2 separate regions of the Mus musculus genome follow, and region 2 is linked to region 1. The links are chromatin contacts, found by Hi-C in ENCODE. All regions are on one chromosome and are shown on one strand. Each heading gives the region's core, a stretch centred on a gene start or an enhancer-like site at or near the end of the contact. The rest is flanking DNA. Distances are from core to core; before and after follow the strand shown.

Region 1 (2,726 bases), core at 189-2,688:
CACCTGGGTCCCTCTGACTTCTATGAAGTCTTAGTCTCCACAGGTCTTAAGTTTCCCTGGGCTACTGGAGGCCCAGTGTAAGTAGGGGTGCCCATCTTCTATCCCAAATATGACAGTGGAACTGCCTAGATCTCAGCCCCTTTCCCACTTGACACTGGGCTAACTTTCTTGCTCTTTTTGTACAGAAACAACCAGGGTTACCTTACTTCTTGGGCTCTAGAACTAATAATTTATATCACCAGTACTGCTGAGCACTGTTCCCTGTCCTCATTTCTTTCAGCAGCCAAGCACATTTTTCACCGTAGAAACAAATGGAAAAGCTGTGTCTAGTGGCAGGCTTCTAAGAGGTGGGAGAAGGAGGCTGCAGAGGCAGCTCATTGGTTTGTAGCATTTGCTGCTTGACCAGAGGACCTGAATTCAGATCCACAAACCCACTCAACCATCTATAACTCCAATTTCAGAAGATCCAGTTCCCTCTTCAGGCCTCCTTGGGCACTAGGCATGCAAGTTGTACGTTGACATACAAGTTTTTTAATTAGGAAATAATTGGGCCGGGCAGTGGTGGCACACACCTTTAATCCCAGCACTTGGGAGGCAGAGGCAGGTGGATCTCAGAGTTGGAGGCTAACCTGGTCTACAAAGTGAGTTCCAGGACATCCAGGGCTACACAGAGAAACCCTGTCTCGAAAAACCAAAAAAGATAAAAGTAAAAAATAATTGAAATGGAGACAGGAAGGTCATGAGTTCAAGGTCATCAGATACATAGTGAATTGAAGGCCAGCTGAGACTACATGAGATTGCACAAACTGACTTGATGGAGAACATAATGTACTGATAATCTATGCCAAACAAGTCAATATTAACCATGTATTGACAAGCTGGCCTAGCTTGGTAGATCTTTGAGGGCAAAGACCATTGCTCTGACCCTTAGCTGCTGTGTTTGCATGTGTCCTATCTACGGCCTCCTGGCCATTCTCTGGGCTTCAGCCTCCCCTCCGCCTATCTATCTACTATCTGACACTCCTCTGTCTCTTGCACAACCTTCCATGACGTAGAGCAGCTTAGCAGACCTATTCTAAGTGCCACATGCTCCAGATTCCCTGGGCTTCATTGTTCACGTCTGGCGCCTGACATTCCTAAGATGTTCCTTGACCCAGTTCTAGCATTGTCTTCTGGCCATATGCTTGATTGCTAAGTCATCCTGGAGTCAGCAAGACCGCTTATCTCTGCTTTCAAAGTAGGTTCGGCAAAACCTGGTTAAGACAAAAAACCAAACTTTAGAGGGTCACGGATGCCCTGTCAGAAGAGCATTATCTGATTAGCCAAATCAGAAGCTATCTTATCTACAGTGGCACTGTCCAGGTTCCAACAGAGCCTTTGCGTCCTCCCGTGGGAGGGGTTAGGGCGGAGTCTGGGATGATGGGTGGAGCTTGAGATGGATTCGCGTTTTGGAGCTGGACTTGCAAGCTGTGCTCAAGATTGGGTAGCCTACCCGGAAGTGGGCGGCCTTCTGCCCGGAAGGCGCGGGACTCCTTGGCGGCGGCAAAAATGCTTGGTGTTAAAGGAAACTACCTACTACCCGCAGACTGCGCTCACCGGTGGGTCTCGTGCAACGGAAGGGAATTGGGCGGACGGGAGCGAGGTTCGGAGGCTCACATAGTACCTGTCCTCAGGCTGGTAGCGGAGCTGCAGGGCGCCTTGGACTCCTGCGCCGATCGGCAGCGGCAGTTGGAGCGGAGCCTGCGCGTTTCCAGGAGGCTGCTGCAGGTCTGGTACGCGGACCCAGGACCTCCTGGCCAGTCCCTCCTCGGACCATCAGGATTATGCAGAGTCCCAGGGCCTAGAAGGCCAAATACAAATGCATGCTTTTAGACTCCGGTTGCCATTGCTATCCTTACCCCTTATCCAGGGTCTGAGGCTGGGAATCTGCTTAGGGATAGAATGTTTGGACCATACCATGGCTGCCCTGTCTTTGCAGGGAACCAGCCAGGACCCCATCTCCAGTTCCAGAAACCAAAGAAGAGGACCCAAGTCCAGGTAAACGTTAGCTGCTTTTTATGGGTGCTGTCCCTGGCCTTTCTCTGGCTTGCTGTCATGGGGGAATCCATCCTGGGACAGTGAGGAGGAATTCTTGCATGGTTCTTGACGTTCATAGCATGTGCACCGAGTTCTCAAGATCTCGAGGAGCTGGAACTTTTGACCCAGGCTCTGGAGAAGGCTGTACGTGTGAGGAAAGGCGTGTCCAATGCTGGACAAAGAGACAGAACCCCCACTCTGACATCTAAGGCAGCCACTTCTGGTGCCGCTGCCGCCTCCCATCCTCGGGCTCCCAGCCGGGGTGGCAGCCGTGTATTGGGTACAAGATCCACCAAGGGTATACAGCGGGCCACAGCCCCTCCCAAGGATTACCCTGAGCACAGACTACGATCAAAGGGTGATAAGACCCATGTAAGAACACAAGACCAAACTACTGGGTATGGACCAGACCTCAGGGACCAACAAATGACCCCGTCATCTGCTCATCACACCACAGAACTCTTCGCATTAAAGGAGAAGGGGTAAGCTTCCCAGACGCTCGTATCCTGACAGGGCATTGAGCTGGTTGAGGAAGCCCCTGGTGCCGACCCGTAAGGGTCATGCACTGAAGCAAACAGGGCAGAACAGGGTTGGGATGGTATCAGGTTTGTCGTTCTGGAGCCTAACCAGCCCATGAGCTCTCTGGACTG
Region 2 (2,700 bases), core at 190-2,689, 63 kb before region 1:
TTATGCAACTGTTCTACCACTGAGCTACACCATAGTCTTCTCATCCATACTTTAAATTATGTCTAGATTTCTTAAAACACTTAATACACTGTAAATGCTATGTACATAGTAGTTATAACACATTTGAGAACAACGACAAGGGCTGGTGAGCTGGCTCAGTGGGTAAGAGCACTGACTGCTCTTTCAAAGGTCCTGAGTTCAAATCCCAGCAACCACATGGTGGCTCACAATCACCCACAAAGAGATCTGATGCCCTCTTTTGGCGTGTCTGAAGACAGCTACAATGTACTTATGTATAATAATAAATAAATCTTTGGTTCAGAGCAAGCAGGGACTGAACAAGCGGAATTGATGGGAGTGAGCCGGGCCAACCAGATCGAGCAGAGGTCCTAAAAAAAAATTCAATTCCCAACAACCACATGAAGTCTCACAACCATCTATATAGCTACAGGGTACTCATATACATAAAATAAATAAACTAAAAATGATATGAAAGAACTATGCACAAAGCTAAGCCATGTTTAAGGAAATGGAAAAGATAACTACACCATTCTCTTCTGTTTCCTCCATGAACATAATTTTATTGTATAATTTCTAAATACAAATCTTTACAGCATTTAAGACAGATCAGATTTTGTTCGATATGATGTCACGGTGCTTGATGAAACCCTTAGGGTCTCCTGCATGCTAAACGAGTCCTTTGCCACTGAACTAACCTGCAAGTCTCCTGGAATGTTTCTACATGAGGGGCCAGTTCAGTTGCAAGGGGGCTGACAGTTGAAAGGACAATCAAACATGGAAGCATTTTGTGATTTAGATAGATGTCATATAAATACAGGAATATCTCTTATTAATATTAATGCCTCAACCACGTAAACATGCTCTATCACTGAGCTTCATTTTCAAGCTCTCTTATTTTAAATTGACAAAAAAATTATATATATTTATATAATACAGAATGAGAAAAGCCTTTTATTGTCTTCTTGTTTTTCATTTATTTTATTTTATGTGTATTGGTGTTTAAATTTTTTTAAACCTACTTTTAATGATGGTTCTTAGATGCTTTAACCTCCCTTCTCACCCACCACCCACCAGAGGTAGTGAAAAAGAAAGAGTACTAGGATATGGGGGAAGTGGACCTATTTAGAAATTGGTTTTTGGAGCAAATCCCACCTGTGTTGTCAGGAAACCAGCAGTTCAGTTTATAGGGCCCAGCAGTGGCTGGATCTACTCGTAAATACTTTATGGATACACCAGCAGTCCAGTTTAGCAGCGTTGGGATAGCAAATACAGATCAGCAGCAGAAGCACAGCCTAGGAGAGACAGATGGCCCTCAGCAGCATCAGCACGAGTCAGCACGAGTCAGCAGGACCACGAGGGACACCAGGAGAAGTTCTCAGCTGTACCTCTCTCAGTAAAGGCGATGCAAGACCAAGAAGTGCTGCAAAGCTTGCTGTGCAAGCCAAGCCCCTGTCACCGACCACTGAGTCCTATTTATACCCTCCAAACATCACATGTCCTCCATGAGTCCTGCCGTCTTAGCAAAATTCCATGGAAGTCTGTATCAGCTGACATCACTCTGCCAATTGGCCTGAGTCCTCGGAAGCAGCAAGAAGCCACAGGAACCTCTTGAGAAGTTTTTTGATTCATTTCTCTCTGTGGAGTCATGAGAATAGAGCTCAACAACAGATGTAATGCAAGCCAATAGATTCATGTCGTTAGTGAAGAATCTTTTATTACACATCCTTTTATGTGCTTGCTTTAGCAAAACATCTTTTTACATGTGTCTGTTTCAGCAAACTGTTTCTTTACAAGTCTGCTTTAGTTAAACATCTTTTTTCCCTGGTCTGCTTTAGTGAAACGCTCCTTCACGTGTCTATTTTAGTAAAACATCTTTTTTCCTGGTGTCCGCTTCAGGAAAACACTCCTTCAAGTGTTTGCTTGAGCAACACACCTGACAAAACTTTCTAAAGGAACTACAAGTTTCCATTTCATGGGTGTTTTTGCCTGCATGTATGTCTGTGTGCCTGCAGTGCTTGCAGAATCCAGAAGAGGGCATCAGATCCCCCTGGAACTGGAATTACAGGCAGTTTTGAGCATCCACATGGCTGCTGGAAATCAAACCAGGGTCCTATGGAAGAACAACCTGTGCTATAGCCCCTGAGCCATTTGAACAATCCCCTTGTTGTTGTTGTTTTAAATAATATTTTTATTTATTCTCGAGAATTTCATAAACTATTTTAATCTTACTCTTTCCCCTCCCCCAACTCCCATTTTCTACCCACTGAACTTCAGGTTCTTTTTCTCTTTTGCTTTTTTTTTTTTTTTTTTTTTTCTGGTTTTTCGAGACAGGGTTTCTCTGTGTAGCTCTGGCTGTCCTGGAACTCACTTTGTAGACCAGGCTGGCCTTGAACTCAGAAATCCGCCTGCCTCTGCCTCCCGAGTGCTGGGATTAAAGGCGTGCGCAGGTTCTTTTTCTCTTAAACCAACTAAGAAACCAAGCAACCAAGCAACCAACCAACAAACAAAAAACAAGCAAGAATAGGCTCCAGTTTGTGTTGGCATGGAACCTGCCCTGGAGTGTAGTTGATATACAGTGTTACTCCACTGAAGAAAACTCCTTTTCCTCCTGCCGACAGTTATCCAGGGCAAATGGCTTCCTGGTGAGGGGTGGGACTTGGTGCCCACTTCCCCTCTGTG

The links. A loop is a pair of places that touch in the nucleus more often than their neighbours do.
Region 2: a map of T-helper 17 cell shows a loop between it and region 1 (2.0-fold over the local background). The contact joins the enhancer-like site here to the promoter of Tedc2 in region 1. A Hi-C loop is called at or near these places in 1 of 37 maps with a recorded cell type or tissue (T-helper 17 cell).

What each region holds. Positions count from the first base shown.
Region 1 is chr17:24,219,563-24,222,288 of GRCm38, reverse strand. It overlaps Tedc2 (tubulin epsilon and delta complex 2), which reads left to right and starts at 1,438. Exons shown (of 10, transcript NM_028056.2): 1 at 1,438-1,598; 2 at 1,674-1,772; 3 at 1,979-2,037; 4 at 2,156-2,558. The coding sequence starts at 1,549.
Region 2 is chr17:24,282,195-24,284,894 of GRCm38, reverse strand. The region is part of intron 23 of Abca17 (ATP-binding cassette, sub-family A (ABC1), member 17); the gene reads left to right. Among named protein-coding and RNA genes, the nearest start is that of Ccnf, 32 kb to the right of the region's middle. Within about 2 kb of position 1,439, at least 1 of the 3 ENCODE cell types and tissues checked has a DNase peak (open chromatin) inside an H3K27ac peak, as active enhancers do.